2 separate regions of the Homo sapiens genome follow, and region 2 is linked to region 1. Evidence: chromatin loops called from intact Hi-C (ENCODE). Cell type or tissue: GM12878. All regions are shown on one strand. Each heading gives the region's core, and the rest is flanking DNA. Links, peaks and the distances in the headings are about the cores only.

What was found. Peaks named below come from ENCODE experiments on the same cell type or tissue, not always from the same donor. Only the 100,000 strongest peaks of a DNase experiment are listed, where the experiment ranks them.
Region 2: a loop joins it to region 1, with 2.7 times the contacts of the local background. A loop is called at or near these places in 13 of 110 quality-filtered maps.

What each region holds. Positions count from the first base shown.
Region 1 is chr3:119,807,065-119,812,669 of GRCh38, reverse strand. NR1I2 (nuclear receptor subfamily 1 group I member 2) reads right to left here. Exons shown (of 9, transcript NM_003889.4): 2 at 5,223-5,441; 3 at 2,476-2,609; 4 at 944-1,131. The coding sequence starts at 5,419. Among named protein-coding and RNA genes, the nearest start is that of NR1I2, 28 kb to the right of the region's middle. RefSeq lists enhancers at 2,434-2,493, 2,471-2,974 and a silencer at 2,704-2,963. In GM12878, for the core only: a CTCF peak has its summit at 2,323 (motif pointing left); a DNase peak (open chromatin) is centred at 2,399; H3K4me3 peaks cover 1,094 bases; H3K27ac peaks cover 600 bases.
Region 2 is chr3:120,195,334-120,200,614 of GRCh38, reverse strand. All of the region lies in intron 3 of GPR156 (G protein-coupled receptor 156), which reads left to right. Among named protein-coding and RNA genes, the nearest start is that of GPR156, 87 kb to the left of the region's middle. In GM12878, for the core only: a CTCF peak has its summit at 2,096; a DNase peak (open chromatin) is centred at 2,098.

The DNA.
Region 1 (5,605 bases), core at 366-5,365:
GAGGTGGACAGAGGAGAGACAGCATGTGCTTTCATAGACAGGTCCCAACTCAGGCCCCAGCCAAACATGCACAGCCACAGTTGCAGCTCGAGAGGATGCACAAATGCAGGCATTCACACCCACATGCATGCGTGTGTCCTCACACATATACACACACAGCATTTGTTTCTTCTCTCTGGTGTTCTCTATCAGATGAAGGTGCTTTGGGGATCTATGAATTAATGGTCACACACATCCCTGCTTGGTTAAAATGGAGGGTAAGGGGGACTGCAACCATGGTGTGTCATCCCAAGCATTCCAGATGTTGGGCTCAGGAGACTCAGAAGGTTTAGGGTGCTATGGATGGGAAGAGCAGATCTGAGGTCACTGGGCTAATCCAGTTATTTGGGCTGTGAAGGGCCACTTGAGATATCTATCAGTGCAAAGGGGAAGGAGGGCACTTAGAGCACAGACATAGTTAATGTGCTGGGATCAAGAAACACCAGTTCACAAAAGTCACACCCCCAACAGGTCCTGATCCTGTCCTCATAAAGCCCCGAATGCCAGCAACACTGGGGAACTGCCTAGCTTTCCCTCCACTTATTGCTTAGACCCAGTTCCTACCTGCCTTAAAGGAGAGAGCAGTGATTTTTCAAACCTGAACCTGCAACAGAATCACCGGGGGGTCCTGCCCCTCCCTGGAGCTTCAGATTCAGGAGATCTGAGGTGACCTGAAAATCTGCATGCTGATGCTGCTGACCCAGGGACCACACTTTCAGAACCTTTGGGAATGAGACTAAGGCTTTGAGGAGCTAGCACAGATGCAGGACCAGCTCTCCAAATCTACCCTCCACCACTGATTAGCTGTGACCTTGTATAAGTTTCTTATCCTTGGGGAACCTCAGTTTCTATGTGAGAATGAAGATGGCAGTGACACCTCGGGTCACTGTGCAGTTCCTCCTACCCGGAAATTCTTGAAATGGGAGAAGGTAGTGTCAAAGGTTTTCATCTGAGCGTCCATCAGCTCCCTGATCATCATCCGCTGCTCCTCTGTCAGCCCCTGCACTCCCAGTGGCTGAGTCCCTGTCCGTTCACTTTTCTTCCGCTTGATCAAGGCCCGCCTCTCCTCCACGGCCTCGTCGGACATGATCACTGCAGGGACAGTGAGGCTGGCTCAGGCACACGTGCCCCTGGTGAGCCTCCAGCCCCCTGGAGAGCCACTGTGTAACCCTCTCAAGGCAGCAGAAGCCGTTAGGCAAAAGAGAAAGTAATGGTGACAAGCAATTCTCCCCTGTCTGGACTCAAGAGGCCTGTGGGCTCTTCTGGAGAAACACTTGGGTGAGGACAGAGATGAGGTGAGGCTGGTGTTTTGCCCTCTGCAGTGGAGTTTGTGAGGACACTGTGGGGCCCTGGCAAGAGCACGGGCTTCAGAATCCAAAGGCGCTGGGTTTGCATGAAAGCTTTGCCACTTACTACCTGTGACCCCAAGCAACCTCCTTAACCTCTCCTGCCTCCAGGTTTCTCCTTTGTGATCCGGAGAAACCGTGTTTACCTCGCACCGCTGTTAAATGAGACCTTGCATGTAGGGTGCCTAATATAGTTCCTGGTACATAAGAGATGTTCAGTAAATGGCATCTACAATTATCATTTTCTGGTGAATTATATACCAAGACTCTTCAGAGGTGTCTGGGTCTCCAAGACCCTAGAGAGCTGGGCTACAGCTTAGCAAGAAATAGCAACTCCAGAGACTTCTTATATAGCCCAGAGCCTTAGGGTCTTCTGTGGATTTCTGGAGCCCACTCATGTGTGTAGAACAAAGCTATGAGGTCCTTGGTGGGGAGAGATCAAGAATGCCTGCCAGCAGCCTAGAGAACTTGTCCTTGAAAGAAGCAGCTTTGGGTCCCTTTGTGTTCCATGGAGACAAATATGCACTAGAAACACCTAGCCTTTTCCGCATGAGCCTTAATCTCATAGTGACCTAGGAGCACAAATATATCAAAGTTAAATAGGTAGAATGAGAACACCTCATGTCACCTGTCTGCAAACAGTTCCCCTATAAAGATCCAGGTCTGGGGCAGCTGATGGGGCTAGCACCTAGAAGGCCCCGGGTCCTATCACCCATGTGGCTCCTGCTTCCCTCCCCCAGATTCACACTCCTACCCGCAAATGTGGTTTCAAACCATTACAACAATTATGAAGGGGACAAAAAGAATGATGCAGGAGCAACTGAGGGGAGACAGAGGGCACGCCCTGTCCAGGGCTGCCCAGCACACATCCCAGGGCAGAGATTACCGACTCCCTCCATCTCCCAGAGGGCCGACTGCAAGCGCTCCCCCAGGTGGCTGCCTGTTGCACACGGACACCAGCTCACATGTGCACGTGTGTTCACGCGCACACTCGGCGCGCATCTCCACACAAGCATGCCCACACCCACGGCACGTCCTTACTCAGAGCCGTGCACCCCGGCGCCGGCCCGCCCGCGCGCCCACTGCTCACTCTCCTTCTTCATGCCGCTCTCCAGGCACTTGCGCAGGCGGCAGGCCTGGCACTGTCGCCGGGTCTTCCGGGTGATCTCGCAGGCGCCCTTCCGGAAGGGGCACCTCAGCCGGGCGTTGCGTTTCATGGCCCTCCTGTGAGAGAATGGGGAGCAGAAGGGGGGATGCACGGGTGCCCGGGCCCTCGGCCTGGGGCTCCGGGCCATACCACCTCCCTCCCCAGCCCCTACCGACTCGGGGAGGGGGACACTAGCCTTTGCGTCCCAGCTGGGTCAGGCTTTATGGGAAGGGTGTAGGTGGGAGTCCCTAGAGGTCCAGGACTCAGCTAGAGGGGGCAGAGCCGGGGAGGAGACCTTTTCTGGCCATTCCGGCAGGAAATGGGACACGTGCTTTTCGCTGGCGCGGGCAGCCCCAAAACCACTTTCAGGGACACTTCCTCTCCAGGCCCATCCTCAGCGCCTTCCCTTCTTCCTGAAACACCTGTCCCCTTCTCTTTCACAGCCTTGTTACCAGAAAGTTTCCATGGAGATGGGCCTCTTCCTCGATTTCCCCTCCTTAAGGGAGGGAGCTGAGGAAACCTGACCCCAGGAGGGTAAGAAACCAGAGAAGCCCGCCCCACCCCCCCGCCTTCCCCCCCGCCTTCCCCCCACCCCCCGCCGCCTTCTCCAGCTCCCCTTCCAGACTGGGCGGCCAGGGAGGAAGGGGTGAACTATGGGGAAGTTCTTATACCCTACGGGGCAGCGACTTCCCCATGGCAGAGTGGATTCCCCTCGTTGACCTAGGGGGCAAAGAGGTCGAGCGCCTGGAACAGCAGAGCGTGCAGGCGGGACCCACGGGCCCGCACACCCCTCTCTGCGGTGCGCAGAGAGGCAATGGGGCAGATGCCTTTTGGAGACTCTGGTACAAGATCTCCTCCTCCCAGCCCGGAAGTCCTGCCTGTCCCACAAAAGACACGGTCAGTGCAGTCCTACCTTTACTTTCCCCATCTCCACAGCTGGATGGAAAGAAACAATCTCTCCCTTGGCTCTGGCCTCTGATTCTGGTCCAGAGTGGAAACTGAGGGAAGGCTGGCCCAGGAGCATGGAACAGCCAGGTAGGGCTGCAGAGGTCCCCGAGGGCAGGCCTGGGAAGCTGAGCCAAGCCCGCAGTGACCTGGCAGGTTTGAGCTTGGAGGCCTCGGGCCTCGGACCAGTGACCAGCCCAGGGGCATGTTCTTCACAGATGCCATCCCTGCCTTTTGCCTTCCCAACTGGCCTGGGTAAGAAAACTCTGATGCTACATCAAAGTCCACTGAGAATGGGTAAAAGATGAAACCGGGGCTCACATTATTTAAAGGTATGCTATGTATCAGATGCTAGGCTAGGTATTTTGCAGTTTTGTAAATTTAGTTCTAAAACCCTGTGAAACTCATAATCTCATCTGCCTAGCACAGATGAGGGAGACTGAGGCTTGGAGACGATGGATCCCCAGCTGTCCTCCAGGTACATGACAAGCTGAAATTTGAATCCAGGTCTGCCTGATACTGGATTTAGCTTTTGCCCACTACAACATGTTGCCTTTTTCTGAGAGTCCCAGGAATAGTACCCAAATGAGGAAGGGAGAGCAGAAGATTCCTGCATGCTGAGGCAGGATGCACGAACACTGCTTGGGCAGCCTCTTCTGTGCCAGCAGCATCTGGAGCTGGTGCAGACATCCACCCTCTTCCACACAGTCAAGTGGCGTGTGCCCAGCTCAGGGACATACCTGCTGCTCTTTGCTAGTGACTAGTTCAGGCATAGGCTGGGCCCGGCTCTAGCCAATGTGAGGGGACTCCTGGGAAAGATTTCCTTACTCTCAAAGATGGGCCTTTGTGCGCTTCTGCTGAACATAATGATTCCTGCCTGGGGCCCCAGCACTGTGCCCCCACAAGGGGAGCCAGACTGCAATCAGAGCTCTCAGGTGGGATGGCTGAAGAGAAAAATGGAAAGAAATGAGCTGCTGAACTCACTAACCTGGAGGCCTTCAGACTTCCTGTTAGGAGAGGTAACACATTTTCCTTATTGCCAAACCAATTGGCGACAAGTGTCCTGTGACTTGTAGCTGAACCCAGTCTGACACTGCTGATGTGTCTCACCCCTGTTATAACTCATGCAACACGAATGTTCATTTCTCCCTGGAACCTGCCCTTTTCCATTTGAATGCCCAGCCACCACGAAGAACTCTGCAAAGGGCTGTCAGGCTGGCTGTCTTGGGAATGCATGAGGGTCCCACATGTGGCTCCCGAGATGGGAGCTGCTCCTTGCATACCCTGTGCCCTCCGGAGGGTGCACCTGGAGTGCTTCCTCACACATGGCTTTCTCCCCTCCCCGCCCTTCCCCTCCCTTCGGTCTGTTTCTCTTCCCATGGTCTAAGCATTTATTTTATGCCATTCTTTATGTAACAACCACCCCAGAAGGCGGATGTGAACACTTGGATTTGGGATTTTCAAATTCCTTATCTTTCACTGAGTCATTTTCCATTTTATTCAAGAGCACATGGAGAAACCAAGGGATATCTTAATGGAAGGAGACCTTTCCTGGGTAGAACAGGAAGACTGAAGATGAAGGATTCCTCTGGGATATAAATGGCTCCCTTGAGACTAATTACAAGGCCTTTGGGTGGGCCACCAGCCCACACTCTGAACCTGGGGGACAGGTCAAGCTGAGGCCCTGAGACGTTACCCAGTGGGTCAGTGGTGGCACGTGGGTGAAGGCTGATGGGTAACTCTACCTGAAAAAGCCCTTGCATCCTTCACATGTCATGACATTGAAGTGATAGCCAGTGGCCTTGTCCCCACATACACGGCAGATTTGGGGACCTCCGACTTCCTCATCTGCGTTGACACTGGGCTTTCCAGGAACAGACTCTGTGTCCTCACAGTGTACAAAGTCAGCATGGTTCCAGCTTTCTTTGGGTCTCACCTCCAGGTTTGCTTCTGGGCCTCTTGGACTAGAAATGAGAAAACCACAGAGAATGAAAAGACTGGACAGGGATGTGTAGAGGCCTCAGAGGAAACACTCTGTCCCTTCTATGCATCACTCACATTTGGGCCTGTGAACTCGGGAGCTGACCTCTCATGGGGAAAAAAAGCGGGGAATGGGGGTTGGAATTGT
Region 2 (5,281 bases), core at 1-5,000, 390 kb before region 1:
TAAGAAACATATTGGACAAAAGCATTTCCTGGGAGAATTCTCCAGCAAGAATTCAGCCATTGGCAAAGAATCTTTCAAGTGGCCCTATCTCACTGGAGACAAGTAAACATATACGCAGTGCATATGTGAATATACACTCCTTCAAGGTGCTGCACTTTCCTAGAAACAAAAAGAATGAGAGGAAAAAGCTTTACAGGCATCCTGTTAGGATGCTTTCTCTCGTTTATTTTTAGGCTCTTTTCAGCTCTGTGCTAAGAGGGGAGGCAAAGGAAGGGCTTACCCAGAATGCAAAGCTTTTTAGTGAGGGTTTGGGGTGTGCAAATTTGTTAAAGTGGTGAAAACCCAGTGTCTATGGAAGTTCACAGCATCCACAGCACTCAGAGCCCCCCAAATATCTCTGGCCCTTGTGTTCACTAATTCCAAGGAATTCTCAGCCATTCCAGGGGACTGTGGGGATCCCCCTGAAACCACTACAATTACCCAGAATGTGCCCCTCCTAACACATAGGCATTGAACCAGTTCCTAACTCTCCCCCAACTCTCACAGATCTCTAGTACTTTAAGAGCCATATGGCACACATGCTTAGCCCTCAGCCTTCTGCCTAATAGGGGAGTGCTTTGCCAGGGAAAAATAAGATTAGGGAAGAGGACAAAGAAAGAAGAAGAGAAGGAGTTTCCATATCCATTAATGAATTCATTCAACAGATGGTTATGGAACACTTACCATTTTCCAAAGACCGTACTATGGTGTGGGTTATAGAATAAGAAACAGCCTGGCTTTTGAGGAGTAGAAACTGTCCGGTGGAACTAACATTAAAAGGTGGTAATATAACATGACAATTGTACTGATGCACATAGACCCTGGGGTGTTTTAGGGACATAGAGGATGGCACCAAACCTAGACTGAGGGCATCATCCAGACAGATACATGCTCTTGTTTCTGTGAGTCCTGTGAGGTGAGTCACTCACAAAGAAAATGTAAAGAAATAACTCAGAATAAATAAAAAGATAGATGGCACAGTAAGCTTGGCAGATTGATGTTGGAGAACGTCAGTTTTGGTGGCAACAATCTGCAAGGTTGTCTAATTTTCTCCTGCACCACTCGGCTGCCCGGATGCAAAAGCAGACAATGGATTGTGGCTCTGATCTGAGTTTTATTGGGCAGATGCTGCAGAAGGGCTTGTTTGAAAAGGGAATAGGATGTTATTGAGAGAACAGTTCAGATGACCAACCAGGGATCTGAAATTAGGTAGAGACAGTAAGAGAGACTGATAAACTATGAGGAAGCAAAAGAACCAAGTGACTGGAGGTCTATAGGCTGTCAATGTACAAATGTGGCAGGAGTAAGCACATGAGAGGGCTGGAGGATAGGATGCTCACTCATTTATTCCTCAGATGTTTATTGAGTGCCTTCAGTGTCCAGGTAGTGTTCTAGTTCTGAGAGTACATCATGCACAATGCTATTGGGAGGAGAAAACAATAAATAAAATCATAATAATAAACAAGTAAATTATGTAATATGTTAAAAGGTAATAAGTACTATGGTTGGATGGGGGCAGGGGAAGAGAATAGAGCAGAATAAGAATTCAGAATTCCGAGGATAGGGTATAATTTTAAATAGGGTTGTCATCATAGCTCTGGTTGAGAAGGTAACATATGAACACACAATCAGGAGAGAAAGAGGATGAGCTATGCAGATACATGTATTGAAATATTCCAGGCAGAGAGAACAGCCACTTCAAAGCCTCGCAGTGTGTGAGTGCCTGGTGTTTTCAAGGAAAAGCAAGGAGGCTGTGTGGCTGGAGTGGAGTGGGCCTGGAGAAGATGTAAGAAATGAGGTCAAGAAACAACAGGGATCGAGTGTGTAGGCTTTGTAGACTCTGGTAAAGACTGGCTTTCCCTCTGGGAAATAGAGAGTCATTGTGGGGTTTTGAGCACAGAAGTGATGTGATCTTATGTCTCTTTAATGGATTACTCTAGCTGCTATGTTGAAAATAGACTTGAGGGAAGTGCCAGGGTAGAAGCAGGGAGACCAGTTAGGAGGCTATTGCAATAATCCAAATAAGAAATGCAAAGTAAGACTTTGATCAGGTGGTGGCAGCAGAGGTGGTGAGAAGGAGTTAGATTCTGGATGTATTTCGAGGATAGAGCCAACAAGATTTATGACAGATTGGATGTGGGTAGTGAGCAAGAGTCAGGATGACTCCAAGGTTTTTGGTCCAGGCAAATTGAAAGGTGGAGTTGCCATTATCTGAAATGGGGAAGAAGGTGAGCAATTGAGAGGGAGACTTGGAGTTAAATTTTGAACAGATTGTAGTCAAATTGGTGTTGGGATATTGGTGTTTACAATTCCTGAAGGGGAACCATTCTGAGTGACCCTAAGACCCAGAGTGTAACCTGGGGATGGGTGTCTGAAGAGGAATAAAGTGAAATCATTATGATTGAATAATTTAGAACTCTGGAGGCTGAAAAGCTAATGAAATCTCCTAGGATGTTCTACGAGGATGGTGGCCCAGGCACGAGAGTAGGGAACGGGGTCAGGCCTTATGATGGATACTTTAAATACAAATAGTTAGAGGTCACACTAATATTAGCTTGAGGTGTGCAGAATTTTAATTGGGTGCAGATTAGTGTATACATTAGAAATAAGCAAGATATTAAAAGATCAAATTTGCTGAAACACATCAGATAACATTATGATAAAGGTATTTGGAGTTTTATTTGAGTTAGATTTACAATCCCATTGTAGCATGGATCAAAAACAGTAAGTTGATAAAGAAATCAGATAAATTTTCACAATTTAAATTTTAATTGTTTTATTAAAAAGCATTTTGGAAAGACATTCATATTTGGTTTTGGATAGGTTAAAGCTCAGTGATACCATTTACATCAATTTTTATAGCATTTTAGAGAGCATGGTCTTGTGACATCTTAGGATAAGTTTTCTGTTAGTCACAGCATGCCAACAAGTACCTTGTGCTCCATTCTCTGGCCATGTTTTCAGACTCAGTAACTTCAAATAAAATAAACTGCCAAGTTGAGAAATTAACATTTGATAAAGTTTTTGCAACATCATACCATTGAGCTGGTGGATGTGGCTTAAGCATCTGAATTCATTAGAGACTATTGAAATGATAATGCAGAATTATACAGGTTTTGCAGATGTAGTTCAATATTTATCTATATGTATTGAAACCTCACTTGAGGATAGAAAAATCAAGCAAGTTCTTGTCTTACATTTCCACTCAATAAATGAAGAGGAAGAGATAATGAGAAAGCTATATAATCCTTTAAAAAAAAAATTCACCTTGTTTCTGACTGACAGTAACCCAATTCAGGCTTTTTACTCTTCATAAATGGAAGACAAGTAACCTAGATAGTACTGGCTATCTATAATTAAATATACAATATTGAAATCTATTTGCTTTGTGGAAATTATGTGTTTGTGGCTGATTAAAATATTCAGCTATGTAGGCTTCATCTTTTAGCTCAATAGAAAAATATAAATGACATTGGTGACTGAATTCCTACCAACGTGGCAAAGACATTCCCCAGACATACATAATTCACCTGCTGAATTGGAGATGATTCACCTTTCAGTGACTTCACAGGTGTTAACTTGGCCAAACAAAAAAGGGAAATCATCTTGTATTCATCTTTTGTTCCCTGAGGCAAGTTTTCAGTAAGATTGCTCGGGAAAAATATCACAATATACATATATAAGTCCATAGTATGTCTATTTGAATAATGAATTAGCACCACTGTCTGAGAGGTGAAAACTATTCAATGTATATTTTCTGGAAAATAACTAAATTGAGTTCCTCTTAACTAAATCAGAAAGAGAAGGAATCCTCAATCAGGATTTCATGTAGTACTGTATCACTCAAAGGAAAACTGATTGTATAGTGGTACTCAAATAAAGTGGGTCCAAAGAAAAATTATGAGAGAAACGTACCGATCAGTGATCTGGACCAAACAGACATGTGGCTGTGAAATCCAGGCAGTTGCTTGGTGACGAGGTCACCATCAGATAGTCATGGCTTATGTGCAGGAATGTGAGAATGGCCATGGGGAGGAATGGCCTGGGTTATGGGTCTTGCAGGAGTCCCACTGCTTGTGCCATTGCTCAAACTTCTGACTGCCCTGTGCAGCCGGTGCCAGGTCAGCAGTACTCTCTGCTCTGAATCAGTGTCAGCACTGGTCTCTCTAATGTAGTACCTTTCTTCAAAAAATGCTTTGTGAAGCTGCTGGTTAGCACTGTTCTTACTTCTGTAGTTAATATTCACCACATATTCCCCTTCTTTTGTGGAGAGATAAAGAAATTAAGGAAAATCACTCTCCATAAGTCCACAATCTGAAGACATGGAGGCTGAGGAGGCAGACCTGAATGAATAAGTGGATCATATGATAGGGCTAGATCTTAAATTTGGATACAGGAGACTTAAGGTAAACCACAGAAGCTTGTTGTTTATACATGTAGCTCTTTTGCTAAATATAAATGTGGCATGTGAAGATTAATAAATCTGAATGTAATGTACAGAATGTACTAGAACAGGAAAAAATTGGTGTTTACTGAGAGCTGAAGGTTACATCAAAAATCTAAAAAGTAATATTTTTGCATCATCTTAAAGTTTGCAAACAGTTTTGGCACATACATCATCTCATCTTTGCAATAACCTGTGGGGTAGATACAAAAGATGATGTTATTTTCATTTTCCAGATGAGGAAATAGGAGCCTGTTTCCTGGTCAGACAGGCTTAGTCAGCTGTGAGTGGCAGAGCTGGTGTTCCCACCTGTTACCCTCAACCCCAGTTCCATTGCTCCTAACATGATTGTATCCTGGATAAACATGGTATCAAGAATGGAGAGGCCAAGCGCGGTGGCTCACACCGGTTATCCCAACACTGTGGGAGGCCGAGGTGGGCGGATCACCTGAGGTCAGGAGTTCGAGACCAGCCTGGCCAACATGGTGAAACCCCATCTCTACTAAAAATGCAAAAATTAGATGGGTGTGGTGGTGCGTGCCTGTAAACCCAGCTACTGGGGAGACTGAGGCATGAGAATCACTTGAACCTAGGAGGTGGAGGTTGCAGTGAGCCGAGATTGCCCCACTGCACTCCATCCTGCACAATAGAACAAGACACTGTCTCAAAAAAAAAAAAAAAATGGAGAGTGAAATTTGGGAGGCTGAGGCAGGCAGATCACTTGAGGTCAGGAGTTTGAGACCAGCCTGGCCATCATGGCAAAAGCCTCTCTCTACTAAAAATACAAAAATCAGCCTG